Linked DNA regions of Mus musculus: all the other regions are linked to region 3. The links are chromatin loops, found by intact Hi-C in ENCODE. Cell type or tissue: left cerebral cortex. All regions are shown on one strand.

Region 1 (5,000 bases), 81 kb before region 3:
AGACTGAAAAAATACAGTTCAGCAAAACAAAAGCAAGAAGCAAGATGACCAAAATGCAATTAATATGAGTTAAAAATTGTAAATTGCAAATACCACTGATAGGAAAATCTAGAGAAAAGCAGGTTTGGTTGTTGTTGTTTTTGTTGCTGTTGTTGTTGGATATGATACAAACAGTGGTATAGTGGGCTGTATGTTTGAAGTAGGAAAGAAAACCCTAGACATCTAAACCCATCAAAAACAGCTTTCAAAAATAAATGCAAATTAGTTCATCTACAAATAACAAGAAAATTCATTGAAACAAATGGAACAAAATAAATAAGAATTGTCGTACATTAGTCGGGGCGAATGGAAACTGTGTCTCCATAAAATGAACATTCTGGAAATGGTGAATGTTATTTTTCCTAGTTTTAATTTTATTTTAAATAACCGATAGCCTAGAGCAAAAAGAGAGGAAGCCACGGCTGAGGGGAGAGAACTGAAGTCACGAGAGTTCTAAAGCTGTCCGCACACAGGTTTGTGCTTCTACTTAGGGCACACAGAATGTGCGAAGTCACCATAGGGACACCCAGGGAAATCAGCAGGACAGCAGATCAGCCAGAAACCTAGAAAATGTATAGGAAAGAGCGATCAGGCTGACCCTAAAAAGAAGACAGAGAACTCGGAGAAAAAAATGTAAACCAATATCAAAGAAGTAAGCTTACATTCTATCATTTTATAATTACTTTAAAGAAAAGCTTATCTAGGCACTACTTAAAAGTTTAAGGTTATTAAAGTGGCTATAACAATTCAGAGGCAGACAGTATGCTGCCTATATGCTTTGAAAATAAATCAAGGTTTCCAAAGCAAAAGACTTAAAACTTCATGCACATGCTAATCTAAAGAAAACGAGGATGGAAGGCGTTGTCTTTATAATTGAATCCAAGACAAATATTGTCAGGAATTTGGAGGAAAAGTTTAAAATAATAAGAATTGTGTAACCAGTCATTGGAATTATGTAACAACCTTTATAAACCTTTCATAAAATAAAGGAACCTTTTATGACATGGTATAAACTGTAGAAATAGCAAGAGAAACAACCTGGCAGTTTTAGTTGGAGATTTCAGTATTCTTTTCTCATCGTTGACAGAAAAAAAAAAATTTTTAGTAGGATCACAGAAGACCTTAAATCTCAAGCAAAGGAGTTGACATGATGAGCCCTGCACCCAGTAGCAGCAGGTTAGTGGCTTCATTGAGCGACCTTAGCACATCCCATTGGGCAGTTCAGCACTCAGTGGTTTTTGTCAAGTATGCATGGCACAATTGGTAAACTAGACTGTTTGGTGTTCACAACACACCTCCCTACATTAGAAGGTTCTGAAGAACAGAAAAATATGTTCTCTGGTCAAAATGATATTAACTCGGAAACAAAAAGGAAAGAGATGACTGGGAAACTCCCAGTGTTGGAAGGTTCAGTCCCATGATTCTGCATAATTCAAAAAAGAAACCAGAGAAATTGAAGTGTATGCAGGGCTTGCTGACAGCATGCCTGTCACATTCAGTTCACACAAGTGTGTGGAAAGTATAGACACAAGGTTCAGAACAGGAAAGGAGAAACCTTCGAAAGACGAACTTCATCAACAGGTTCGCTGTCTTAGGCTCCGGCACCACAGATGAGTTTCGAAGGCCGATCCCAGATGTTAGCTGTCTAAGTTCAAGCAAGATATAATCTTTGGGCCCTGCTTCCTTGGTGTGTGAAAATGTTTTTGAGGTTCATCTGTGTTGCTCATATCTTGGTCCATCCTTTTTAATGTTAAGAAGGATCCCATTGAATGTGTCTACCAATAATAGGCTTCTCCATTATTTGTTTGTCAAAGGATAGTCTGAGTTTTCACTTTCAGGCTTTGTAAATCTGCTGTTGTGTGCAAATCTTCGCATAGTTGTATGTTTTCATTTATCTACGCTAAACAGAACTGCTGGCTCATGTGTCTATCAAGGAGTCAGCCTTGACGCTATTAACATTTTGAGTTTAGGTAATTTCCTGCTGCAGGGACAATTCCAGGGACTGTAAGATTGTGGCAGCACCTTTGACCTTTACCCACTAAGACGGCAAATAGTATCTCTTTAGCTGTGACTAGTAAAATGTTTCCCAGAGTTGAGACAGTTTGTCAAATTCAGTAGCTACTTAATGGATATCATTGCTTAAGTTACAAAAGCGAACAGTGCTCTTTAGGAGAGTCACCACAGATGTGTCTATGAACCCCTTCACTGGGTAAAGGGAATTCAGATCTCATCCATCCAGAGGTTCTGTGTCTTTCATTCAAAACTTCAAAGCACTGCTCCTATGTGGTTTGGGTAGTGTAAGGTAGCCTTGTTAGCAAATTGTTGCAAATTGATTGCAGTCGTAACAGTAGTTACCACATAGTTCTCCACCAGGTTGTAAAACTTCTTGAGGCCCTGCCTTTACCATACAAGCTTCAAGACTCTGGTGTTGCTGTAAAACTCCCTCCCTTTTCTGTGCTGTGTACACGTTTTCAGATGAGAAACATCAACTTGCAGTATTTCGAGGGCAGTTGGTAAATGCTTGAGTAGTCATTTTGATGGAAGAATTTATCACAGGCGGGAGAGGTCTGCACGGGAGCGTGTGGGTTTTCTGATGAGCAATCACTTTGCATTTATTTTTGCAGGAGCCGCCATCCACGGTCTAATTTAGGTATCATCACTAGAGTCCATGCCTGTGTAATTTTGGCTGGCTCTACATCGCCTTCATTGTTGGAAGTAGTTGACAGATTCTGTAATGTGCTTTAAAATGCAGAGAGCATCATTTTGTAGCTCTCAGCTAATTTGCCTCTGCTATGGTTGTTTCCTTTTCCAGCAGGCCTTGAGAAAGTATGGGAAAGATTCTGTTAGCAGTGGGACATGTCCTGCAAGCAGTGTCCCTCCTCATACAGTGAAGGCTTCCCCTGACACACCCTGCCCATGCTCACTATCACTTTCTCCTCATGCCAGATAGGTGGCACTCGTGCAGGCTAACACACGAGATAGTTTGAGATTGGCCTGGTCCTGGTTCTGAGAGAGGTTAGCCATTTTGTTCTGATGATATTTGCTTGCTTTTTACAGTCTGTAGAAATGCAGACATTACCAGTCACCTAATTGGCAACAACTTCTTACAGAAGTTATGGCAAGCCTTTTAAAGGAAGGACATTTTATAAATGTAATCTAGTCTTGTTCTGTCTTCTAATTACAGAAAATCTGGGATGGGTCCAGGAGGAAGCTTAGAGATAGGGAGTGAATTCAGGGGCTGGCAGGAGCAGAGCTGGTCCATAACTAAGCAAACAGGCTGCCTCACCTCCCACTGAACTCCAGGGTTATTTCTCTTCTGCCAAAACAGCCTCCACCCAACTTTGAAACCCAGCCTAATGGTGTCTAGAGAGAACTGTGTAGTCTTCCTCTGCAGGTTGCACATCCCAGAGAATTGCTAAATGATTTGTTTCTGCAACAGAGATGTGTGGCCTGTCTGTGGACAGCAAGAGCAAGCGGGAGCTGAGTGTGCAAAACATGTTGCCTTGAAGCCCTGGGAGCCAAGGAGCAAAGCCACAAGGTTTTCCCTGCAGACAGAGCAGAATACTTCCTTCCCACAGCATGTTCAGATGCACGTTGGTGTCAGTGCCTTGTGAGGGAGGATGGCTGTCTGCACGGGGCAGCCTTGGGAGAACCCCACATCACCTTTCCCTTGTCCTTTACCTCTGTCCTTCAGCCTAGTGCTGACCGGACTCTGATGTAAGGGTTGAGTTTGCAAGCATTTTGCTAATCATGACCCAACAAAGCACTTCTGGCTTCGGTCAGAGTGAGTGGGGTGTGAGCCAGCACCCGGCCATGGCCTCTCCTTGCCATCTGTGATTTAGAGCAAAATCTTTGAGAGAAGTGTAACTGCCTGAATTACTGCTCTTTTATATGTTTTTAAATGAGAATGGAAAGGCCAAGGGCCCTTTTTTCCTCATTTAATACTATTAAATCATCATTAAATCTTGAACTGAACACTGCTGATTTTAATGATGCCCTCAAGTACCCATCCTGGTGCTTGACTGTGTTAATATTGTTGTATATATGGATACAATAAATAATGCCTAGCTAAGATGGTATGAGGAGCATGGCTGTGTGTATCAATAAAAGCAGTCGTACTAACGAGACCAAGTGTCAGGAACAGATGGCGTGGCGGGAACCCGGCCATTGCGGTGCGAGTTCGACAGAGTTCCATGGCAGGTTGAGTCCCACCCTAAAACCAGCCTGAATCCTCTAAATATTTTATAGCAAATTGGAATGGAAGGATTAATTCGAGGTTCTGGTTTATTTTTTCATTATCTGGCTTTGGCTTTATAGCACTGCGTCATAAAGCAGCTCGGTGTCTATTCCGTTGAGTGGCTACATGCCCCTGGCATCTGGGCAGCCATGGTTATCGGCTGGCTGATTCCCCACTACAGCAATCTGCTGAACAAAGACAAAGGATGTGGGAAATGCTGGTCTGAAAACCCTGTTGTTGCTTTAAAGTTGGCCTGTTACTCTAGCTGAGTTCTCAGGACTCTCTCCGTAGCTTTAGGACTTTGTCAACCTATAATTGAAGTAATCACAATCATGTAGGCCACCATTTTCATGAGGAGTATCTTCAAAACTTTGCCTAATAGCTTCAAACCCTAGATATCCTGGTTTTGTCTTAATGATACATACCTAAGATAAAATTGGGTTCATAAATTAGGCATGGCAAGGGATTAACCATATTGATGATGAAATAGAGCAATTATACTATAATAAAACTTCTGAAGAACTTAGGAATCATTTGTCTTTAGAATTCTCTATTGATAGATTCAGATTGCAGTTGACCATGGATCACCAAAGTCAAGGGCAAAGGGTGGGTGGGGCCTGCAGAACAGTGAATTGCTGCACTGGTGTGTGTGTGTGTGTGTGTGTGTGTGTGTGTGTGTGTGTGTGTTAGGATTGACATCTCATGGGACCAGCCATCTCATGAA
Region 2 (5,000 bases), 150 kb before region 3:
AATGGGATTTCCAAGGCCCCATTGCCCAGATTAATGGCTGTTCCCTGGACATCAGGAAAACCTCAACAGCACAATTATTTGTCTCTTCATTTTATATACATTCACCCACACAGAGGATGAGCTAGAGAGAGAGAGGGAGAGAGAGAGAGAGAGAGATATGGGTGAGCTAGGCTCTCACATAAGCAGGGACAGCAAGAGATTGGAAAAAAAAAGATTTATAGGCTGTAGCAAGAGAGGGTAAAGGAGGGGAGGCGGATGAAGACCAATCATGCTGAAATGAGACTTGACTTGCTGCTCTTTTTCTTTCCCAGTCTCATTTTGCTGGGTGCCCCTCCCCAGCATAGCTGTTCAGTCACTCCTGTGTGTGCTCATGCATAAATTCAGGTCAAGTAGAAAACCCCGACTTCTCTCTTCATCATAGGAACGGGTAATGTTCTTATCGATACGTAACGAGGAATCGCAACTAATTTGGCTCGTGACCTTATTCTTTTATCATTAATGGTGGAAATGGTATTTGCTTAGCCATTAATACATTCGGTTCAGTAAACTAAAGCTGTTTGAAATTTCCACTAATCCTTTCCCATTGAGGATTTCCTTTGGACCAAATCACTTGCGAGTAAAACTAAAAAGTAAATGCATGCCCAGGTTTCTAAGATTTTCTGGGATCAAACATAATTTACAGGGCACAGCATTTTAAAATGAGATTTCTTTTTCTCCTTTATGTTCGCTAGCTGGTCCCAGAGTACTGGAGCATGAATGAACTGTTTACTGAAAATATAAATTGCATGAACTTACCCCATGAAGTGTTCAAGTACTAAGGGCTTTTTTTTTTCAATGAAAGAAAATTGAACCAGTACACTAGGAGAAAATAAAAGTAGAAAACTGTTATAACACCTAGCTCTTTTCCTTTTTTTTCTGAAAAGATGCTTTTCGAATGAATCTGTCTCTGCTGTTTAATTTACAGCTTGAGGGCTCATTAGGATGATAAATGGCATGGTTGGAGAATGAAACATACTTTCTGAACAAAAGACAATGTCGGTAGCCTAATAACATTTTATGCTAGCACTTATATCAGTCAGAAGTAGATGCTATTTATCCCTGTGATTATTTAAAAATCATTTTTATTGTCCTTTGTGCTGTGTCCTCTTGCAGGGATTTTAATTCAGAGTTTGACACCTACTTATTAACTTCGACGAAGTGTTGAGTGCAAAGGCCGATACTTTATAAAGAATTCTAAGCAGCCGTGTTTATATAGCCTGCAGCTGTACACAAATTAGCTCAGTTTGGATCTGTTTCGATCAGAAATAGAAATCGTGTCGGGATAGCAAGTCACCTCTGTTTCTTTGGCGAAGCATGTGCTCTCTGCTGTCTGCCTCCATCTGAAGCAGCGGGACTTGCAGAGTAGACAGAAGGGGAGTTTTCCTAATGGTAAAGGAGCCCTTATGCATAAATACATCACTTCCATTTCCCTTGCTTTCTCCAACTGCTTGTCCCAAACAGCACTCTGTCATCTGTCACCACACACTCACGCCCGTCCTTTCTTCCCTCAGCCCCTCTCCAGGCCCACATTTCCACTCCCACACCCTCACTCTCCATCCAGATTGCTTCTTCCCTAAGCCATCTGTCTCCCTGGCTGCATATTTTCCCAGCTACTATGTGGGCTTAATTTTTTTCCAGGGTGGGTAGCACCCTTTTGAAATTGAGTGGGAGGCCTATATATGTGTGAAGAAGTGAAGACCAGGGATCCTGGGATGAGGGATTCTCCTGGCTGCTTTGCAAAACAGCTAGCACATGTGTGTGTGCATGTATGTGTGTGTGTGCTTATGTGTGCATGTGCATGTGTGTGAGAGTATATGTGCATTTATGTGTGTGTGCTTGCATGTGTGTGTGTGTGTGTGTGTCTGTGCATGTGTATGCATGTATGCGTATGCATGTATGTACATGCATGTGTGTTTGCATGTATGTATGCATGCATGTGTGTTTGCATGTGTGTCTCTCTGCTTGTGTATATATGTATGCATATATGTAAATGCATGTGTGTGCTCAAGCATGTGTGTATGTATTTGTGTGCATGCATGTGTGTGTGCAAGTGTATGTGCATGTATGTGTACATATGTGTGTGTTTATGTGTACATGCATACTCGTGCTTGCTCACAGTGTCATTCCACCTTTTGTGTGGCCATATTTCCAGCCTCTGTTTCCTCCCCCCTCAAGATGCCAATGCATGTCACTTGTGACTCATCCTTGAGGTTTTCTGAAAGGCCAAGTGTCTGTCTGGCCCTCCTAAGAGGAAAAACAGCTCTAGCACTGGCTCAGAGAACTGGGTGAGTCACACCCCTGGGAGATGTCTTGTCATCTCCCAGGGTTCAGCAGGCACTCTTAGGCGTGAGGCACAAAAGTGGGAACGGGAAATGTGTTCTCTTAGTCGAGTGCACACATGTCTTTCCACACTCACACACTCCTGCAGTCTTGGGTTTTGTTTGTTTGCTTTGTATTTCTTTTATATAAAGCTGCAGAGAAAAAAAACAACAACAAAAACTCACCACCCACAAAACATAAGAGACAAATTCTTGGAAAGCAAAATTCTTGTTGCTACTCTTTTAAACTCTCTTTAAATGGTATTTGCAGCTAATATTTTCTGCAGAAATTCTTCAGAGGCTTGAATTTTGTTCCTACTGGTCTGGCATCACAGCAAATGAAAGAATATCCAAACACCTTCTCATTTTCTCTGTCATTTTAGATAGTACTCATATTCATACATAATGACTTTTATATCTTAATAAAAGTTGCAGCAATAATTAAGAATACCTTTTAAAAAGGGCACATAGAGCCACCTGATTGTTCCAATGGACATTATCATAAAACTCAAGAGAGAGCTCATGGCGTTAAGACAAGGCCTTCTAATCCCCAGAGAATTGGGCATGGCCTAAGGAGTTATGTGACCATGAGAGATGCTAACCAATGTCTTTTGCTTCCTTTGACAAAACATGAGCACAGAAAGATCAGTTGTTCGTGTCCAGCTGACCTAAATTAACCTCTCCAAAAGGTCAGAATTCCTTGACAAAGCACCCTTGACCTGTCGTCTACCAACAAGGTAACAGAGATTACATGTTAGTGGTCTGTTCCACCTAAAGGGATTGGTGGTGGAGGGAGGCTGTCACACATGTTGCAGATTGTGCATAGTACTTCCTTAGTGTTATTAATACTGTTGTGATGCTCATTCACGGATGCACTAAGAAGCTGAGGAGCATGGCCCAGAACATAGAAACAAGATCCTGTCCACAGTGTGGATTTAAATAAACTGGAAGATGGATGGCGGAGACCTAACAGTTCAGGGAAAGGAAATGATTTCAAGAGAGGAATTCCACGAATCTGCAGAACTCATTATGGGCCTCGGAGGAACATCACAGACCCTTTTCAAAAGCATAAATAATAGGCACCTTTGTTAAAGAATCCAGTCTGGAAAACAGTTTGAGAGCCTCGTGCTTTGTGTCTCTGTCACCACGGCCAGGTCTGGAATTGTTTTCAACCCTGTAAGTTAGCACTTCATTTCTTCTCCCCGGCAGAGTCCTGGGCTGCCCCTGAGCACACGCGTTAGGACACATAAAGACAGCCTGGCAGGCCTCTGAAGTGACCTAATTTTGCAGCCTTTGGGCTGTCCAAGTTTTCTTTTCTTCTGTCTACATTTAATCCAGACAGCTGTGCACCACATAATGGTGTTTTGTTTGGAAAGGGGCATTTGAATCCGAGATGATCCCCTGAGCGTCTATAAAGCTGGAAAGGTCCTATCGCTAAGTGGAAGCACTGTGGCTGTCCTAACGTCCTGGGACAGGGCACTGGTCCCATGATTCTGATGATGCTGTACCTACTGACCTGTGGTTCTAGGACAGTAGGACAGTGGTAGTTATGTCTGGTGTGTGTACATTGATCATGATGTACATAGCTGTGTTACAACTATACATACTTGCTCTGCCCTTTAATCATCAGCTTGACTGTACTCCTGGAAACACTACAGAGAAGTGTACTCTGGCAGCTGCTGTAGTCTCCGTGTTTGGGGGTTACCTGCCTCTTGGTTACATCTGGTGCCATGGGGATGGAGTTTGCTGTGTTGCCATTCCTTGAGCACCCCATGACGGTTACACACTGATGATATTGCCTGGCACATCTCTAGGTTTTGCTGTCATTCTGTTTAAAGTTATTCTCTATTCCAGGTCTATAGGGGGTTAGGGTTAAAGTCTTCATAGTTTATTACCGTAGTGTTCTAAGTTAGGAACCCTAAAGTAGATTTGTTTGCAAGCTTTGTCTCTGTCTACTCACAGCCTTTGTCTCTCTCAGGAGGCATCACGTGTTCACACAGGAGTTTAATGATGGTTCACTCAGGTAACTGATGGTTTGGCCTGGTCCTAAATTTTAATTTTTTTTTATTTTATTAAATTTTAGAGTCCTCTCCCCAGAAATCGGGATAACTATAAACAATACAAATAATACCTATAGGCAGAACATCAGAAAACATGTTTTTTTTTGTTTTGTTTTTGTTTTTGCTAAAGTCTGTAATGCTTGTTACAAAGCAGCATATTTGAGATATCGTGAGATACTGAATGACTTTAGGAGAAACTACATTCAACAATCCATCATGAGAGAATTAAAACGCTTCTTTGTATTCCATTAAGTAAATAATCATAGAGCAGAATTTTCCCCTAACTCAAGTTGTTTTTGTAAATCTAACTAAATGTAATTGCAGACAGAGAACACTCCATTTTAAGAACAACTTCATGTTAAAGTCCTAACTTAGTCCTTTGAAATTCAGCTAAAGTCATTTTTTCTTAATCAAGCTGCCTTTCCTTGATTCTCCCCTCAACTGGAGCAAAATGCACGGTTGGTCTGGAGAAGATTGACACAAGGTCCCAGAAATGCCCTACCTTGGTTTTACCTGCTACTGACCATCACAAAATCACAGTTTATTGGCTGATTTTCCTTTTTTAACAAAGATCCTAATTGCC
Region 3 (5,000 bases):
AAAAACACAGTGTGTTGCCCATTTGGAATAAATGGTGGGGAGAGGGCTCTGTCAGCAAAGTGCTTACCTTTCAGATGTGAGCTCCCAAGGTAGACCCCAGAGCCCATGTAAAAAGCCAGATGTGATGGCTTGTGCTTATAAGCCCAGTGCTGGGGAGGTGGAGTCAGAGGGATCCCTGGCACCTTGCTAGCCTACCTACTTGATGAGTTCTAGGCCAGTGAGAGACCCTGTCTTAAAAACATAAATTGAGAGAGATCATGGAAAGATGCTTCATGTGGACCCATGGCCTCCATGTGCATGTACATACCCAGGCACACACATCTGCACACATGAATACACACACATGCAATGTAAAGATGCGGACAGGCACAAAGGGTAGATATCCCGCCCTCTGCCCGCAATTGCATCCTGTCCATCTGAGGTGCAGTGGTTGCATCTTTCTGCTTACAGACCCTGCAGCAACCACACAGCGTGCTTGAGGAGCTAGATGTGAATAAAGCGACATGATGATGATGCTTCCTGCAGCTCGTTCACGCAGCAAAGGCTGTATGAGCTCTTCTGTCAGGGGAACTTTACAGGCAGTTTATCTAGGCTTTTATCCATACCTTTCAGCAGAAAAATAATCAGTTTTGTCTGGTGCCCTGACAAAGGAAGGGTGTGAACAGCTGACTGTGGTCCGAGGCTGTCATTCTAAGGGGCACTGCCATCCCTCTCAAAGGAGCTGGCTATGAGCATTTCCTAAAGCCTTCCCGCATGGCCTGGGGTGCTCCTCCAAGTCATTCCCCCCCAGATTCTGAGAGTTCTCTGAGCTGCAAACTACAACACGGTAGCTGATCACCTAGATCCTCACAGGTAATATATTCCAATGTCTTTGTTTCTTCCCTCCTGGCATGACAGTAAAATGTATAAGGAGCTGCAAATCCTCACATGGACACATAAAAAAATGAAGAAAAAGAAGGGATAAGTAGGATACTGAGCTACTGGGCTCTGGAGTTGAAGAAATCTATTTGTTAACACAGTTGAGACGAGCCATGTTCACTTACAGCAGAGAAAAGGGAGTTCAGAGGCATCCCTGCCTCCTCCATCCTGTGTGGAGCCTCACACAGAGTCAGAAAGACATTCCCCAGGTTATTTTTCCTTCCAGCTTAAGCGTGCACATTCAGGCTCTCTCAGGAGAAGAATGTGTCCCTGCACATAGACGGAGGTCCCTGGCAGGACACCCCTGGTCATAGGAAAGCTAACGAAGGAACTGAATCAAGCTGTTAGCAACTGGAGCCATTGGTGTGAAATTCCCCTAGTGAGAAGGAGAACGTGGGACCTGGGCCCCCAAGATAGGAAGGCCTGGTCTAGCTGGGCATGTGTGCTGTCCAACAGAGAGCCACCAACTACAGGTGGCTGTTAAGCACCTACAGTGCACAGTCTATAGTCGAGGCTCAGTTGGTAGGAAGCCAGCCCAGTGCATAGAAAGCCCCAGTTCTGTCTTCAGCATTTCATCACCTCGAGCATTGGCACATAGGCCTGCCTGGAATCCCAGACATCCAGAGGAAGTTCAGTGTCACCAAAGAGTCATTCAGTTCCCGGCCAACCTGGGCTACCTAAGATGCTCTTTTAAAATGGGCAGTCTGAGCTGAGATCAGACCAAGATGCGAAACTTGTCATATGAAGAAAATATAATCATAACATGGATCCTTTTTATTACATGCTAAAGTAGTAGTATATTCTCTGTGAGGTTAAATAAAATATATATGTAAATATATACGCATATTTATTATCAATGGTTATTGGCTCCAGGGTACCAAAATCTACCTGTGCTCAAACCTTTAGAAAATGGTATTTGTGTTCACTTAGAAGTGCTATACATCCTTGTGTAAGTGTCAAATAAAGTGTCTATGACACCTCATTCAATGTAAAGACACCATAAATAGCTTTATAATGCTGTGTAGAGATTAGGGACATAGGAAAATGCCCATCCATTTTCAGTAAAGATGCATATTTTTTTAATTTACTATTCATGGTAGGTTGAACTCTCAGATCTAGAACCCATAGACTCAGCTGGCTATCTTCAAATTAATATCACTTTTTTTTTCTTTTAACATGCCTGCTAGAAATTTAAACCTTTATAGGAAGCTCGAATTATGTTTCTGCCAGATAGCATTGTTCCCAAAAATTGGTCAGCATTTGAACAGACAGAGAAGAGACCATAGAAGCCAACCTATCTTACGTCCAGGTGATTGCCAGGCATCCCTGGGGATGCTTGTCTGCTCACTTGTTTGTTTGTTTGTTTGTTTGTTTGTTTGTTTGTTTTGTCTTGAACCAGTAGCTCATCTATCCCAAGCTAGTCCTAGAACTCCATGTGTAGCCAAGGGTGATCTCAATTATCCTGCCTCCACCTTCCAAGTGCTGGGACTACAAGTGTGCACTGCCTTGTCTACTTTGTGTGCTGCTACAGATAAGAGCCAAGGACTTCAGACTCTGCAAGCACTGTGCCAACTGAATCACATCACAGCCCACTCTATGCTCTTGAGAGCCTCAGCACCATCAGACACCCACCTCCCCTCCCATAGGCTTGCATGCTAAATTCCTCTGGCTGCCTCTGTGGGTTGCTAATCATGGCGTACCAATGTGTCCTCTGCTTTACATCTGCTGGCCAGCTACTGGAGTAAGCATGTCTCTTTCTTAGTCAGAATTTTATTTTTAAGTCCTTAAAATCCTTTGAAAGTCCAAAATATCCCTCTCTAATTTCCTGGCTAGAATGTTACAGCAAACTGTTCAGGAGTGAAAATGTAAATTGAACACAGAAAAAGACTGGGTTTTTATGTAGGATGATTTAGCCAAAGCTGTAATGTGTGGGAAATAAAAGGGACTGTCTAGGTACTTTTCTTCTTTGCCAACCTTTGAGTGCAAAGAAAGAATACAAAATAATTGTCCGAGCCTTTGTACTACCTAAAATGTTTTTAATGATGTTTAGTTGAAGAGTTTGGGGGTTTTGTTTTTGTTGTTGTTGTGTTTGTTTGTTTGTTGTTTGGTTTTATAGGTTGATGTTGTTTGGGTTTTTGTTTTGTTTTGTATTTTAGTGTTTTGGGGATGTTTATTTTTGTTTGTTTGAGTTGTTTTTGTTTTGTTTTGTTATAAGGAAAGATAGAGGACCTTGGATCTCAGAGTCAAGATGGCGGAATGTGAGTCCATTTGCCTGGACTTCACAGTTATTGGTGGGATGATGGTGGAACCCTGTGCCTTGCATATGCATTTCCACTAAGCCATGGGTGATACCTCCATCCCCTGTCACTATGGAGCCTTGGGTGACTAAGCCCTTGCTTGCATCAAAGCAGTAACACTCCCTAGTTCTGTCATACTGTAAATCACCCTTTCAACTGTCCTTACTTAAAATCACCTTGACTTCTAAAAACTATCATTTTTTTTAAACAGAAAACAATTATAGTTGCTCTAGGTAGTAAACTGATTAAGGTTTTAATGTGTGGGCCATTTCCATATGCCATTTAGAGTTGGCCACATCCTGCTTATTATTTTTTTTCTGACACTGTCCTTGCTTTTCAGCACACAGATATAGAAAATAGAATTGAGCTCACACATACACACACACAGAGAGAGAGAGAGAGAGAGAGAGAGAGAGAGAGAGAGAGAGATGTTCCTTTCTATGTGGATTCAAAGCGGTCTATGAGTTCACATTGATTTGGTTGGGGATTGGCCCGGCTGTTGAGTTCCTGCACTGTCTGGGGCCCATGCTAAACTCTTGGAAAATAAGTCAAATAATAAGCTGACATGGTGCCTAGAACTACATGTCCTGCAGAGGACCAGGCTGAGGTATGAGTGGTGGATCCAGCGTGGCTGGAGCTATGATTGACGTTCATAAAAATGGGCTCAGCCATGCCAGAGCCACCTGCCAGAGCCTATAGCTCAAAGCTTTTACATTGACTCTCCTCGTCACCGACCTGGTGCCTGAAACCATGCCACCCCTAAAGGATTTGAGTGTTCAATGCATGGTCTTGATCCTGAAGGAGTTTGAGGGAGACGGGAAACATATCAGGGACCAGCTTGAGGGGATGGGAAGCAGAGGGAAAGCTTGGGTTGGAGGTGCTGGTGTCTGTCTGTATAGCATAGAAGAGAGATGTATAGGCTGGGCCCTTGGGGTATATTATCAGACTGGAGTCTGCTCCTCTCCTCTCCTGGAGAACTCCCCAAACTCCTCCTGAAGTCATCCTGTGTATATCACTCATGGGTCCCACACACAGCCCCATCTTCTACCTCCACAAACCAGTAACCTCTTCTAACTCTGCCACTAAGGGTATTCAAGTGTAAGAATAAAGAGCATGCTGCTGGATGAAGGGGCAAGCCCAAGAGACGAGCAGAATGCACCATCCTGTGTCTCTGCACATAGTAGGGCATCATGCCCACAGTGGAGCTCAGTAAGGACTAGAGCCAAGCTTAGCAGGTAGAGCTTGACCCTGGGAATGGGTCCCTCCATAGTTAAGTCCTCTTTGGATATGAACGGGAGAAGCCTTGATCTAAAAATAGGGAGGATGCACACCAGGGTAGCCAAGGTTGCCACACCTCACTGTGCTAGAGCCAAGCTATTCCAACCTCACCACATTTATGGGCACTACTGCTGGTTCTTGAGGCTGAGTACCAGCCCTTGGTGGGATCCCTGAGGAAGTACTTGAGAAATGTCCTTCAGGCTTTCCATGTTGCACATCCTGTTAGGCACTGTCAGGCGGGGAGTCCTTCCCTGAACACTAGGCATGAATTAAATATCTAATGACTTAGTCACTCCCTGGCAGTTAGCCTCCTCTCTCCCAACACTCCTCAGAGGGTAGAAAGAAGGAAACTCCACCATATATAAAGCCTGAAAAAATAAACTTCTTCCTACAAAGTCTTATGTTGTACTAGGAGAGTTTTAATCAGGATATATTTTATTAAAGTCAAATTTCTTTACATGCCCAGGTGTTCCTGTGATGCGTTCAACAGTAGTGCACAATCATTCG
Region 4 (5,000 bases), 140 kb before region 3:
TAACAAGTGTGTTTTCTAAGGTCAATGGCCTTCACTTTTATAACTACCAAGACTGACCATATTACCCCCGGGAAATGTAACTGTGATCTTCTGCTGTTGTATCTATTAGGCTTTCTCCAGCTGTCTGAGGTAAAGGTTCTCATACTTCCCCACTCCCCATTCACCAGCTCCATGATCCAGAGCGCACACTTCAGTGAACTGCATTCTTTGGCTTTTGGTTACAAGAAATATCATCCTAAGTTTGTATTTTATTCCATAGTATATCCATATTTGCCTTTATCTGAATATTTTAAATTTTAATATTGGAGTACTTTAATATTTTAATTTCTACCAATAAAGCAAGATTAACAACAACAAAGAGTCATGATTTTCTTACCTCTCTAGCTAAAGAAAGCAGATGTTCTTGTCCATATTCACCGTTTCTGAAGTCCATGCTGGGCAGGAGAGGGCTTCTGATATCCATCACGTGCTAGGCCCAGTGATACCTCACCACGGCCTTGCTGTCACATTTTGAGATCCCAGATGAATTTTTCTTCTACCCACTTTGGGAGATGGGCTGCACTTGCAGTTGAAGGTCACTGACTCTGTTCTCAACCTTGGGAGAGTCAGTCTAGTAGACCTAAGAGCTCAGAGCTTGTCAGTCAACCGGTTGAACCAACCAGAACGAAAATTGGCTAGGGTGGTCCAGAATCCAAAGGCAGCCACAGTTTGGTTGGACCTTTCCACTCCAGCACTGCTGTTTGAATTGGCAGGAGTGCAGGACAGGTGTATAACCTACTCCATTGGTTATAACCTCTCTCACTAGTGAGGTGCTTGCAAGCATAATGGGGAAACTTACATGTCAGTTCTGCCAGCGTCTCTGTGCCCTATTTAGGGCCAGCATTCAGACCCTTTTCCTTATCTTGTCCTTTAAGGACATCAGCACCTTCTACTCTTTCTGAGTCTAGCCCAGAGAAGCATTAATTCACAGTGACATTCTTGAGGTATCCAACTTCACCTTCAAATTATCCCACAAAAGCACCTGACCCCATGGGGGTGAATCTTTAATGGTGTCTTTTGACTTTAATTGATGTCTGGCACACACTGGGTCCTGGCCCTTGGTTCCACTAATGTCCCACTGAAATATCACACAGTTGCCACCATCCTAGCATGAAGTCAGTTGTGTGTGTTCAAATGCTTTTTCTCTACCATTTCATAGAGTAACTAAAAGCTAAGTTTACCTCCAGGAAAGTGGCCGCAATGTCCATGTGAAGTCATTGACCGTGGGCTCCTGTGCTGTAAGGACTGAGTTCTAGTTATTGTCCATCCCCTCCTCTCCTTGGACGCTTTGCCACCCCGCCCCACCCACCACTGGAGGGACCAAGAGGTGGTGCTCCTCTCATTGGACGCTTTGCCACCCGACCCCGCCCACCACTGGAGGGACCAAGAGGTGGTGCTCCTCTCATTGGACGCTTTGCCACCCGACACCACCCACCACTGGTGGGACCAGGAGGTGGTGCTCCTCTCATTGGACGCTTTGCCACCCGACCCTGCCCACCACTGGAGGGACCAGGAGGTGGTGCTCCTCTCATTGGACGCTTTGCCACCCGACCCCGCCCACCACTGGAGGGACCAGGAGGTGGTGCTTGAGGAGATGCCATTTTTGTGAAGGATCCTTGCTGAGCTTTCAGAAGTAGTGTTTCAGTAGAAAGCTATTATTAATACATTCTGTAGAGAATTTTCTGGGAAGGTTGTTAATCCAGCCTATCCTACAGAGAGTATTTATGGTTATGGGGTCTACTTGATGTGGTATACATAATTTAAGGGAAAACTCTCAGTTGAATGAGCCACTAGGTATGGCAGATTCCACCTGGACGTTTAGAATGCAGAAATTAAAAATGGCAGACAGCGAGATGGCTCAGTGTGTTCTGTCTCCAGGATCTGCATGGTAGAGGGGGGGAAACTGACTCCTGAAAGTTGTCCGTTTCCTCCACTTGCATGGTTGGATGCTGTCACATGTGAACCGCCCCCCCCCCCCGCCCCAACACACGCATACATCCAAAAAATATCAAAATGTCAAAATGTACTGGGGCAAGAGGATGCTGGCACGTTGGCATGAGACAGCTTCATGACAGGAGAGTACTTCATACACAGAGAGCGGGCTGAGCTGATATGTCTGTCCCGTGTGTTTCTTTATCATTAGTCAGAGCATCATAGATAGTCCTGATCTAAAGGCTCAGGAAGCCAGAGCGGTTCAAGACGGACACCGCCTGGGAGCTCTCTCCACGCTTCACTTTCTTGTCTCTTTCATTAAAACAAAAACACCAAAGCAAACAAAAAGCAACCCAACCCCTTGTCCAGAACTTTCAAAGTGACACAGGCCCCTCCTCCATGACAGTGCCTCCCGGTCAGGACACACCCCCTCAGGGCAGCACCTGTCAGGCACCCCTCCTGGGTCCCCCTTTCTCCCTTTACTGGCCTGGTGTTGAGCTGAATTCGAGTGGGCTGCAGCTACTGTGAGTGCTTCAGATGTGGGCCTCTCTGTAGACTACGGAGGCATGACTAGCAGATGCAATTAGCTGGTTGGATTAAAAAGGAGGAGGAAAAAAAACCCAACACCGAATTAATTATTGCCCTATTCGTTATCAGCACTGGGAACATTGGCTACTGTTGAAGTTTCTCTGTAAGGCAGGAAGAGGTGGGAAGGTTAGAAATTAGAATTTAGGATTTTTTTTTTTTTTAAATTTCTGAAGGAAAGAAACCCAACACACTTTCCAAAGCTGTGAAAGCGTTCTCCTGATCTGGTGGATCCCATCTGTGCATTTTTCAGTGACATATTTGAAGTACATGAGCTATAGTCAAAGGACCTTACAAAAAAGAAAGCAAGCAAGCAAGCCGTGGGCGTTAATGAGAGGGCCCAGCTTGACAGCTGTGAGGCAAAGCTAAGCTGAGCACACTCTCTCCGTGTGCCCACCTGTCCCTGGGGCATGATTAGTATGCTCACACTTCCTGAGGAAACTCTGGCATTCTGAAGTGTCACCCAGAATCCAGAAGACGCTGTTGGCACATCATTCTGTAGCAAGGGAAGTGGCCCTGACTCTGACCTCTGGACCACCCATTGACCACAGTGGGACTGGTCGGGTGAGGGTGAGCTCCTCTCTGTCTACACTGCCAGGGGTGGGAGGATCTGAAGAAAGAGGAACCATTAAAGAAGGCTTTACCCCTGAGGTTCTCACGTGTTCCAGGAGCTTAGCGAATGGCCTTCTCTCCAGGCTTGCAGGGAAAGGTGATTGCCTGCCACCTTCCTGGAAACTCAAGCCCTAGGAAGATGGCCTGGTAGCTTCCAGACTCCTGGCGGCTTCTTATGGACCTGTGATACCTGTAAGCTATTCTTGGTCACCAAGTTTATTCAGTTTTAAGTAAGAGTAAATGCTTGAACATGGTTCCATAATGCAGACCCTGATATTTGGGTTCATCCTCCTGGGTATATGTTAGAAGTGAGGACTTACAAAGGTTAGTGGCTATGATGCCCATGGTGGGAGTGCCTTCAGTTGCCCTTGCTTTTGTTGACTCCAGTACCATAATCTGTTGGCAGTCATGTGAGGTCCCCTCTTACAGCACAGGCATCTTACCCTAACCATCTTTTCTGAAGATGATGTCTTCAAACCTGGCTTGTCAAGTCTCCTGAAGACTCTGAAGCCCTCTTGAAAAAGTATTGTTTTTTGGTTTAAACTATCCAGTGTTGGTTTTGTCGGCTTCTCTTGGACGCCATACTGAGCCATGTTGTGTTTTTCTTAAAAGAACTGAAAAACTGTGTGGCATGACTCGTGGGTGCTCACAAGCTTCTGTGAGGGAAGGAGCTTACGGCTTATCTGTCACATATACGGCCAGTGTGACTGACTGAAAGCTCACCTCTTGCCTTAAACTCTTCAGCAGTCAGCCCGTGATGTGTCCAGCCTGTCGGAACTTTAATTTCTGGCAAGTTCTAAGTGTTGATGAAGTTGCCCATCACTTGGAGTTCTGTTGCCTCTCTAGTACTGACTGATGCAGTAGGTCTTCAACAGACACTTAGGAGTGAATGTCTATACTGCCCAATATTGGCTCTAGCTTTGCCTGTAATGTTTTCATAGAATTATTCTCATCTATTATCTATAGTGAAACCCTCAAGTTATAAGTATGTTGTGTCCTTTCGTTGTCACACGCTACAGTGGAACACTCTCTTCACACAATGACAAAACACCAGGCAGAGGCAACTGAAGGGAAGAAGGATTTATTTTAACTTGTGGTTAAGAGGTGACACATGAAGTTGGCCGAGGTGGGAAGATGTGGTGGTAGTGGGGGCATGAAGTGGCACATGCGATTATCAGCCGTACACAAGCAAAGACAAGTGACCTCTGTGCTTTGGGCTTTCTTTCCCTTTGAATTCAGCCTGAGACTCTCGTGGAATGATACTGCCTGCATCCCTCAGGGTTCTTCTTTCCTCAGTTAAACTGCTCTAGGAAACACTCTCACAGACCCACACAGAGGAGGGGTGACTCCCAGGTGACCTTAAAGTCAGTCAAGCTGAAGATAAAAGATGGCTGTCACAAGCCAGGCCCTGTTACCTGCACATCCAGACATTACATCACACCAAATAATATCTAGAACCTAGTATACCTCTCTTCTCTTGGTCTGGGGTAGGCCTGCCCCCCCCTAAATTTTTGATCTGAATAATTAATCAAATTAAAGATTTCCTCAACTTTGCTTTACTGCTGGCTCACCATGACTTGCCAAGCTTCAACCCCTGTGTTACTGGGGTTGCATCATGGGATCTAAAGTCAGGAGCCACTAATATGGATTCTGTTTCATTTTGTTGGATTGGCCCATCAGCTTAGGGAGGTCTTTCTGAGTTTCATTCTGTCACCCGATATATGAATTATCTGTGGCTAATATTAGTAGTTTTCATGCTTGCATAAACAACTGTGGATTATTCTACTCTTAACAGACCCCATTGTTCATTGGACAAAGACAGCCGTTGTTTT
Region 5 (5,000 bases), 340 kb before region 3:
CCAAGAGGGTTTATGCTAAGTAGGTATCTGTAAGGCACATTTCCCCCCTCCTTCTCTCCAGATACACTGTAGACCAAGATTTTGGATCCCAGCCCTTCACACCTGTACTTTGTCCATATTTCCTTTGTTCTTTTGTAGCCTTCAACTAAAGGGGCCGGGGTGGTGTTTCAAGCAGCGAAGTTGTTAGTTTGTAAAAATAACCAGTCAGTTTCTACAGCGGATTTGATGCAGACTCTGCCTTCACTTAGCGATTGATATTTTCACATTAGTTATGGATGCTAATAGGGAACTATTCCAAAGCTGGGGGAAGAAAAGGATGGGGGCCCGAGAGCTTTGCAGTTCTGTTTCCGAGAGCATAGAACTCTAGTTGGCTTTTTGGCAGTTTATCTACCTGCGCCCACGACTTCGTTAGTTCTCCTTCAGAGGTGGGTGAAATAAAAAAAGGGGTTGCTCCTAGGATTTCTACCAAAGGGGCTAAATTTTTGGCGGCCTCACATGGTGGCTCTTCTTGTCTAGAAAAGGAACAAAGGCCGATACACTGCAAAGGCCTCCCTTAGGGCATGCGGGGTTTGGTGTAAGTGGTGAGCTTTGCTCGGTGCTGCTCTCTCCAGGAATCCTGGGGAATCCTGAACAGGGCTCCAGGAACTGGGGCCAAGAGCATGGGAGAGGGGAACCCCATGCACCACCCCCGGGGCCAGCATGGGATCCTCAATTTTGAGGGCAGAAGCCCAGAGATGGAAGGATAGACCAGCTCTACGCCTCCAGTCCCCACTCTCAGAGTGTATATAATAATGAGCGAGGGGGGAGCAGTCTCTCAAACCAAGGGAGTAATAATAGCAAGGGTTTTATTTTTTTTACAAGCCACAGTGGTACTCTATCATCTTTCCAGCTGACAATCTGCCACTCTCTAGACAGGAGAGGAGGCGGCGGGAAGTTTGTAGTGGAAACCCAGAGAGGCCTTTCCAGTATGAAATAAAAAGAAAGGAGACTGGTTTCCAGGGACTGGGCAGCTGAGGGCTAGTGGGATACCCCTCGTCCTCCCAGCCCCCAGGCTAAACTGCAGCTGAAAGCAGGTCTTGGAAGACGCTTCCTTCCCGCCTCCTCTTTATTTCACTTAAGTTACTGGCTCCAGATATTTGAAACGATTTGTTTTCAGCGCTGCCGTGGGCTGCACTGTTAACTCTCACCGCGCCTGGGGCGCCCAGGGCTTTTCCTTCCTAGCGCCCACCCCAGATCTTCAAGAGTGCACACCTCCAGCCGCAGCGCCCTGCGGGTTCCCCTTAATTTGCGGAGGACCAGAAAGTCCCAGCTGGACACGGGGCGAGGGCGAGAGGCAGGGGTCTGCTTTGCTGCAGGCCGGCCTCGGCTCGGCACGGCATCCCCCTGCCCTCGGCGCCGCTGCGCCGCTCCCTTTGGCTCAGAGGACGTCCCCCGCAACCCTCGGGGCCACTGAGGGTCTGGAGAGATGGAGGGGCGCGGGTGAGGAGGGCGAGCCGGCAGTCCGGCCCGAGAAAGGGCGCGGGACCCCGAGCAGCCGCACGGGGAGAGCGGGGAGCGCGGGGAGCGCAGGGGCGCGCGGGGCGGGCGCGGCGCGGGGCTCAGGACGCGCGCGCGCGCCTCGGCCTCGCCCGCGCACACGCGCCTCCCGGAGGAGAAAGAGGCGGGCGGGCGAGCGGGCGGGCGCAGAGCACCGCGCCGGCGGCTGCAGCGGGCCGGGCCGCCGCGAGGGAGGGGCGGAGGGGCGGGCGCAGGCCGGGAGGGGGCGGCGGCGCGGCGAGAGAGCGAGCTCGCGGCTCTCGGCGAGTGTGGCTGCGCGCGAGCCGGCGAGCGGGTGAGTGCGCCGGGCGGGCCCGGGAAGCAGGGGCCGCGGGGGTGCCGGGCACTGAGAGCCGGGGGAGGGTGACTGGCGGGCAGGCGGGCAGGCGGGCGGCGGCGGCTCGGGCGCGGCCGGGATGCACCTTAGCGGGCGCCTCTCGTTGCAGCGCGCGGGCGGCCCGAGGCTCGGCAGCGGCGGCGGCGGACACGGCGGCGGCGGACACAGCGGCGGCGGCGGACACGGCGGCGGCGGCGCTGACACCTCCCACCATGGACAGCTTCGACTTAGCCCTGCTCCAGGAATGGGACCTCGAGTCGCTGTGGTGAGTCCCGGTGCTGGCCGCTGGGGAGCCGCGCTGGCCCCGCCTGCCCTCACCTGGGCCGGGACTCCGGGTGCCCGGCCGCCGTGGGGGTGGGGTGGCTCGGGGACACCCGCCTCGCTGGCCGGCTCCTTCCAGCCTTGGCGGGCTGGATGCTCGGCCGCCTCCCCGTGAATTCGTCGGTCTCCGGTTCCGTTCTCTCCCCTCGGTGCTTGCCTGCGCTAGCTCAGGGGGCCGGGGTCTGGCTGCCACTGGAGGAGCGCAGCGGTGGAGGGGAAGAGAACCGATTTTTAGAACGTGTCACTGATGCCTGAGAGCCCACCCCTCATCTCGCAGCCCCTCTCAGCTCCCTTCCTTCGGATTGTGCTCCCCTCCAGCTCCCGGAGAGCCTCAGGCTCACCACCCCTGTGACCCCCTAGAGTTGGTACCTCTACGAAGTGCCCGGAGAGGATGCTCTCTAGCCTTGCGCCCTGCCTGCTCCCTGCTTGGCGTTTGCATCCTTCCTCTGTCCTACCTCACTCCCACTGGAGATGGAAAAGTGAGCACCCTAGGCAGGAGGCCAGTGTGTCTTGGTGCCCGAATTCCGGAGGCCTTGGCCCAGGGAGACTCATTTCCCGGAGGTTCTCGGTTCCTTTGCACCCTTTCTTCACACATGCCCATGGCTGAACTCCTCACTCTTTTTGTCAAGCTCAAAGCTGGCAGCCTGGAATGCACTTGGGGTTCCAGTTCTCGCTAATCTCGCATTAGGGAGAGCTGCTATAGGTAAATCACAGGTAGATGCAATTTAATTCTAGTTGCGGTTGTCTGAAAAATCCCATTGGCTGCTTCAGCATCCCTCACATTGCCCCCACCCCTTAAATGTTTCCAACCAGCCCTATTCAGGTGGTAAAATTACTGCTTGTATATTCCTGGAGGAACTTGTGTTATGTTTAATATTTACGGGGATGAACATCTGCTGGAACAAGCATATTAACTGCTTTCTGTTCTGCCTCTGGTAATCGCTGATTGTAGAGCTGAGCAGTTCCCTTTTTAATTCAGTAAAGAGTTCACATGTGTCAAAAACTGCAAGTGGTGTGCACATGAATATGCGATGCACAATTTTAAAGCTAAACTGCTTTATGATTTATGACACATACCTCGATGGCATGTGGGCATGTGAATCTCCATAGTGACTTAGGCTCAAAGTGACTTTATTTTCTTAAAGACAGGTGTAACAAAATAAACTAGACACAGAGCTCACGAATTATCGGGCAGTTTCTTATAGAAGATCCGACGGTGACTACAGCTTGCTCTGCATAATGCTAGCACCTATAAAACACACAAGGATGGGCTCCAATGTAATAAAACTTGTATATATTACACTGGCAACTTCAAAGAGCTAGTGTAGAGAGAATATGGAACATGTTATTACTCTATAAAAGTTGCTAATTACTGTGTTGCTGCTCCTGGGGTTATTCCAGTCTTTCATTTACAGATACCTATTATTTTACAGGTTTACCTTTTGAAATATTGGTTTCTGGCACAAATTCAATAGCTTCCCAGATAACAACTGCCTTTTAAAAATGACTTTTGCTTTTTAAAATCTAGGCAGGCTTGTAGTTAAAGGGGAGAACTTATTTTTTGGACGCATGTTTATGCTACTTATCCACTTTCTGGTTCAAATTGAACTCCTGTATGGTTTTTATAAGTTGTATTTTGAGATTATCAGTGGTAATGTGTAGGCCTTTTTGGCAAGGGCTCAAGGTGTGTCTTCAGTTCCCAGTAAATTATCTTGAATACTGTCAAAGAATGCCTGCTGAATTGTCTTTAAATTTTTAATATCCTATTTATTTATTTATTTATTTATTTATTTATTTGACCATATCTCTCAACATAGTCCAGGCTGGCCTGAAACTTGCTTTGTAGACTGGGCTGGCCTCAGACCACATAGATTTTACCTGTTTCACTAGTGCATTGAGGACATTGCGCCACCACAGCTGGAAAGCATTTTTTTTTAAGCCATTGCACACTCAATCAGATTTGTAAGCAATATATAGTTTCTTGGCTTAAGAAAGCATGTTAGATTTCTTGATTACAGTATAGTAGAACAGTTTGGCTTAAGAGAATGTTTCTTATTTTGTGGATATAGAATTTACATTTACAAAAGGTTATCTTTAGGTAAAGTTAAAGATAAACCAAAAAACTTGGGTTTGCATTTCAAATATGTCAGACATTCTCTTAGTTATGGACCAATTTTTGCATGACATTTCTAACTCAATTTTAGGATTTGCTAAAGACTTTTATGTTTACAGTTCAGTTTCAAGCTCATGCATGATCAAAAACATGTAGTCTCTCTCTCTCTGTCTCTCTCTCCTTCTCCCCCTCCCTCCCGCTCGTTCGCTCCTCTCTTTCTCCAGCTCTTGTTTGTTTTTGAAAGAAAGTCTTGGTGTGCAAGTTTCACACTCAAGGTAATTATCCTGCCTCAGTCTACTAAGTTCCGGGATACCAGGCATGGGTCCTTCATGCCTGGCATACTTGATTACTTTCTATATGTCTGATATTCCTATATCTGTTATCTTCTTGTTTGAATCTGATAACATCTCAAAAGTAAATGACAGTACTCTCATTTTATAGATAAGAAAATACGAGTTTTAATCTGTAACTGTGCCAAGACCAAAAATGACAGCAGGTATTTTAAGTCTAATATTTGCTACATACTTGTCAGAGGCATGGCCATTATATGTCCTAGGTCATTTATTCCCCAACAAGAAACTTACCATGTACGTACTGTTGTTGGTCTGATTTTTACAGAGAGGAAAATTGAGGATAGGTGATCAGGTAGCTTGTCTGAGTTTATACAGCTCTGCCTCAATGAAGAATTAGCTT
Region 6 (5,000 bases), 70 kb before region 3:
GGAAGGGATGGTGACCAGGCGGCCGTCTGAAGCTTCACTGGAGTTGAAGATGCGATGCGGGAGTCTAGTTTTGATGGGATCATGTAATGATGTAGTCTGTGCTACGAGTCGGTATAAATAAAAGATGTTTTCTATGTCTGTGTCTGAGTCACAAGCCTGCAAATTCAGGTTCTGAGTGTTGACTCTGGTTGACTATCATGTCTTTGGGGAAGTCTCTGAGCTTCATATTGATAGTTATCACTATTTTTAAATGGAAATTCATAGCTATAACAATTTTTTAATCTCTCAGTGTTTTTTATTGGAAAACTCACCTAAAAGTTGTTTGTAAAAATTCTATGAAATAATGTACTGATTTGGGTTATTACTAGTATGTTGCTTGTCTTCCTGTTAATGTACCACATTGATATTTTTACCATTTATGTCTCCCAGGAAGTACTTTTACCACTTATGTCTCCTTAATCATCTTATAATTTCACATAATAATGAGGTTCAGGATGATAATTCAACATATGCATATAATATGTAATGATAAAATCAGAAAATTCTGACTCTGAGTCCCATCGTGGTTCAGTATCCTGACATGAACAGGATATGCTGTATTCAGGTAGCCAATATTACTCTGCCTCATAACTATATACAACTAACAGTTAGTATCATGCATTCAAAATTGATTTTATGTGTTAACAGCACTAAAATACACCACAACCATAACACACATGAGAAAAACCCCTAAGACTCTCAGTAGACACATAAGACTGATTTGGAGAAAACTCAACACTTTTTTTCATCAAAACACTCAATAAATTATGAACTGAGTTAAACTTCCTTACTCTATAAAGGTTATCATTATAAATACATATATATCACACATTTTACAACTTGTTATATATAAAAATATATATGGAGCAAGAGTGTAGCAATTTCATGCTTAATGGTAAATATATAAATATATAAGCCACAAAAGGAAAAGCAACAGGAAGCTGGATGGATGGATAGACAGACAGACAGACAGACAGACAGACAAAATTGAGAGGGAAAGTTGTTGGGGAATGGGGAGCTATAGGAGAGGGAATTGGGGAGTAACTTTGATCAAACCATATCGTATGTATGTATGTATGTATGTATGTATGACATTTCCCAAACAAAAATAATTTTTAACTGTATTTTATGTGTTTGGGCATTTTGTCTGTATGCATGCCTGTTGCACTACTTGCTAACCTGGTGTCGGTCAAAGTCAGAGAAGTAATTGGATCCCCGGGAACTGGATTAACTACTGTGTGGGTGCTAGGACTAGAAGGTCCTCTACAAGAGCAGTCAGTGCTCTTAGCCACTGAGCCATTTCTCCTGCCCCTCAAACAAATGTATTTTTTTTTTCAGTAAAGAATTAAGAATAAGGGAAAGGAAAGGAGTGGAAACGAGGGCTCACAGGAATGCACGGCTTCTAGATGGGGCTGTGAGCACTGGCCTTACAGTTTTCCCACTTCTGAGACTGCTTGACCTTTGCGTCTTAGACCTCAAACTAATCAACTTGAGCTTGACTGTATTGTCCACTGAGACCAGGTCAGTTGGACATGCATGTTACCAGTTGGAGCTAGATATGCTGACTACAAATTTCCCAGGTTTGGGGGTTTTCCTTCTATAATGGGGTGCAAGCAGAGCTTGTGTTCCCAGAACCAAACTGGGCAGGACACAAGCCTAAGGTCTTCTGTGTAAGGCCACCAGACCCGGGACAAAATGGCTGAGCCATGGGTTTGCATCTAGCGTTAGCGGATGTCACCGGGTCGTGGGAACATTTTCATGGATTCAGAAAACAAAAGAACCCAAGGAGTGCCTGATGTATCGTGAAGGTAGAGAGTGACTTTAAATGTTCTGAACGAAGAGTCTTAAGGAGAGATGTGTTCAAGGGCAGGATGGTGAGGGTGCTTACACCAGTGTGGCAGTATCTTTCGTTGTGGGAGGAAATCCAGACCACTGGCTCCTCAGGGCTCAGCCGCTAAGCCCCAGCACATCACAGTGCGGCCCGCTGATGCCCATGGTGTGGCCTTTGCGCATGCGCTGCCTCACTGTGCGCCTGGGCCTCAAGTACACGAGGACTCAGGAGAGGAAGCTTTGCTCTGCATAGAAAGTGCGGGCAGCTCCTCCGGGCACTGTTCCGGGATGCTCGTGGGTCACAGGCAGGTAAAGAGAAGACCCCCACAGGCACTTGGCACAGAGTGTCAGTCTGTGTTTACACCCTGCTTCTCTAGAGTTCCTGTTATGCACACGGCAAGCTCCGATGTCACTCCTTTCCACGAGTTGCCACCCACGGAGACATCTGAATTTGCAGCCCGTGACCGAGGGAGTTACCTCAGCACACGTGTGTTTGTGGGTTCCTGTCTGCCCACATGCCGTAAGCTCATTTGGAAAAGAGCCCATTCTTTGTATTTTCCGTGCCCGGTGACACACTTAGCACATGGCCCCCGCACGAAGCCAGCTGGTGGCGGCCTCGTCCCTCCCTTACGCGGGAATACTATCAAATGCCTCAGAGCTGAGCCCACACACTCACATTTTGGCTGGAGGCAGCCACTGAGATCCAGCTGGAACTGTTGGTTGTACAGACCAGAATAAGAAAAAAAATTATTTTAGCAGATTTTTGTTGTTGCTATCCCAACAGTTGTCTGTGAACCCAGAGCCCAGAGCCGGACAGTGGGAAGGGCCCTCTCTCTCTCTCTCTCTCTCAGGCCACTTTCCACTGCTGCAGCCAGTTTGCAGTGCGGAGGCACAGGTGCAGGAGACAGGTGACTGTGTTTTGGTTTTTATCATTGACTGTGAAACAGAACGGGGAAAGAGATTTCAGCAGGCCATAAAGCATACTCCACTACAAATGAGATATTAGTGTTAAAATTCTTGTGTGTTGCTAAATATTTACCCAATACGGGTTTCTGCCTTCTGCCAACCGGAAGCATTTTCTTGGCAAATGCGCCTCATCTGGAACTCTGGAATCACTCTCTGCATTACTCCTCTAAGTGCATAAACACAACCATCTGTCTACATGAGGTAAACAGACTGACCCCTATTCTTTATTTAAAAAAAAAAGAAGAAGAAAGAAAAGAAGCCCTTTGTTTTAAATTTAAATTTCTTGAAAATTTCCCAAGATAATCCCGACTCTGCTTGCTGTTTGCAGCCAAAGCAAACAATTCTGAGAGACTTCAGCAAACACGGAACCTTTTCCTTCTCTCCCAGTGTAATCTGAAGCCAGTCTGAGAATTGCATAGCCAACAGTCCCCCTCCCTCTTTTCCTCCTATCTCTTGGGAACATTATTTTACTGTCCTTCTGTAGGCGCTGGATAGTTTTAAAGCATCACATTCATCTTGAACTTTATGCTGTGTGGATCCAGAGTCTCGCCAGCTACCCTGTAATAAAGTTGGGTCAGTAGATATTGACTAAATTCCTTCTAGGTGTTAGCTGGTAGATTCATTTTGGGGGTTTGGGGGTGGTGGGTGTTTGGATGCCATCGAGGAATCACTTGCAGCCCTTGTAAATAGCCATATTGGAAAACAAGTGTGTTCTCCTCACTCAAGACTCCTCAGCTGGTTTTCACAACCTGAGAGAAGGAAGGTTGGCAGTGGAGACCCAGCACGACGCACTGGGTTCCAATCCAGAACAGCTCTTGCTCCTTCTCTCTCTGTGTCTCTGCCTCTGTCTCTGTCTCTCTGCCTTCCTCTGTCTCTGTCTCTCTCCCTCCTTTTCTCCTTCCCTCCCTCTCTCCCTCCATCCCTCTTATTTCATTGGACAGTCTAGTTAAAGGACTTCTAACTCTTTGAATTTAGTTCCACTCTGACCACTGAGATCTCTCACCCCTGTGCCCTATGTAGTAGCACAGCACAGGAAGAATGCCAGAAATAATCGTGACAGAAACAGCAATGTTGAATCCAGCTCTCCCCTGTAAGTACCCATAAATTCACTCCACTATTTTCTAAGGAGCATCTCACTAAGCCAGACTCTGTGGCCATAAACAACTTGAGAATGTTACTATGTTGCCACTCAGTAGAATGGGCGCTGAAAGCAAAGTGCTCCGAGAAGAGGGTAGGGGTGGGGTCTAACACCAGGCGACCCCAGACATGCCTGGGAAAAGGAGGTAGAGGGGAGCTGTTTCCTGGGTAGTGCGGGTCTTGAGGTTCCTAAGGTATGATTGGAAGGGCACCTTTTCTCCATCTAGGAAAAGCCTGAGGTGGGATTTCCTCCCTTGAACTATATGGGGGATTCCTGCGAGGAACAAAACTTGAACCCTTTGATTCAGGGATTCCTTCCAGTGAAAATGACCCTGAATAGCAGCGTGGCGTGCTGGGAAAATTATCTGTCAAAGTTTAATCTGCCTCAGGATTGCTGGCCCTTCCCTTCCCTTCCCTTCCCTTCCCTTCCCTTCCCTTCCCTTCCCTTCCCTTCCCTTCCCTTCCCTTCCCTTCCCTTCCCTCCCCTCCCCTCCCCTTCCCTTCCCTTCCCTTCCCTTCCTTTCCCTTCTCTTCCCTATCCTACCCTACCCTACCCTACCCTACCCTACCACACCTATACAGAGCTCCTTTTGTGACAATTAGTTCAAAAATGACTTGACTAAAACCTCAGCTTTTTCAGTTAGAGAATAATTTAAACATTAAGACAGGATGTTTGACTCTTGGAGTAGAATGGTATTAGACCTAACATCACTAAAGGTCTGTTAAAATACATTTTTAAATTGCCATTATATCTCACAAATAGAGAAGAAAGAAGGTGTATCAAAGGGTGGATGAGGTAAACAGAGCAGAACCTGAAGATAAGACCTCTGTGACTGACATACCCTGTACAATTTTCTCCTTTTTGTAAACACTCCGACTCCTGTGTTCTTCTTTCATGGAATTCACAGACAAGGAGAGGCCAGATCTCCAATAAGCCAAGTGCATCATCTGGCCAGGCACAGAGCAGGATGTCCTGCCTCCGGTTGTACCTCGTGCCCCAGCCACCCAGCCCACACCTAGAGACGACT

What was found. Peaks named below come from ENCODE experiments on the same cell type or tissue, not always from the same donor. Only the 100,000 strongest peaks of a DNase experiment are listed, where the experiment ranks them.
Region 1: a loop joins it to region 3, with 2.3 times the contacts of the local background. A loop is called at or near these places in 2 of 42 quality-filtered maps.
Region 2: a loop joins it to region 3, with 16 times the contacts of the local background. A loop is called at or near these places in 4 of 42 quality-filtered maps.
Region 4: it touches region 3 in a loop (19-fold over the local background); 4 of 42 quality-filtered maps call a loop at or near these places.
Region 5: it touches region 3 in a loop (6-fold over the local background); 2 of 42 quality-filtered maps call a loop at or near these places.
Region 6: it touches region 3 in a loop (4-fold over the local background); 2 of 42 quality-filtered maps call a loop at or near these places.

The regions. Positions count from the first base shown.
Region 1 is chr1:38,367,036-38,372,035 of GRCm38, reverse strand. All of the region lies in intron 5 of Aff3 (AF4/FMR2 family, member 3), which reads left to right. Among named protein-coding and RNA genes, the nearest start is that of Gm16150, 150 kb to the right of the region's middle. In left cerebral cortex, a CTCF peak has its summit at 2,969; a DNase peak (open chromatin) is centred at 2,664.
Region 2 is chr1:38,435,189-38,440,188 of GRCm38, reverse strand. The region is part of intron 4 of Aff3 (AF4/FMR2 family, member 3); the gene reads left to right. Among named protein-coding and RNA genes, the nearest start is that of Aff3, 190 kb to the left of the region's middle. In left cerebral cortex, no CTCF peak of the experiment used is centred here; DNase peaks (open chromatin) are centred at 1,598 and 2,299; H3K27ac peaks cover 724 bases.
Region 3 is chr1:38,286,495-38,291,494 of GRCm38, reverse strand. All of the region lies in intron 8 of Aff3 (AF4/FMR2 family, member 3), which reads left to right. Among named protein-coding and RNA genes, the nearest start is that of Gm16150, 70 kb to the right of the region's middle. In left cerebral cortex, no CTCF peak of the experiment used is centred here; a DNase peak (open chromatin) is centred at 2,573.
Region 4 is chr1:38,427,012-38,432,011 of GRCm38, reverse strand. The region is part of intron 4 of Aff3 (AF4/FMR2 family, member 3); the gene reads left to right. Among named protein-coding and RNA genes, the nearest start is that of Aff3, 200 kb to the left of the region's middle. In left cerebral cortex, no CTCF peak of the experiment used is centred here; DNase peaks (open chromatin) are centred at 2,545 and 2,846.
Region 5 is chr1:38,624,227-38,629,226 of GRCm38, reverse strand. Aff3 (AF4/FMR2 family, member 3) reads left to right here and starts at 1,983. Exons shown (of 22, transcript NM_001290814.1): 1 at 1,983-2,138. The coding sequence starts at 2,086. In left cerebral cortex, no CTCF peak of the experiment used is centred here; DNase peaks (open chromatin) are centred at 1,785, 1,808, 2,200, 2,681 and 4 more places; H3K4me3 peaks cover 2,876 bases; H3K27ac peaks cover 1,396 bases.
Region 6 is chr1:38,356,355-38,361,354 of GRCm38, reverse strand. The region is part of intron 5 of Aff3 (AF4/FMR2 family, member 3); the gene reads left to right. Among named protein-coding and RNA genes, the nearest start is that of Gm16150, 140 kb to the right of the region's middle. In left cerebral cortex, no CTCF peak of the experiment used is centred here; DNase peaks (open chromatin) are centred at 2,044, 2,438 and 2,898.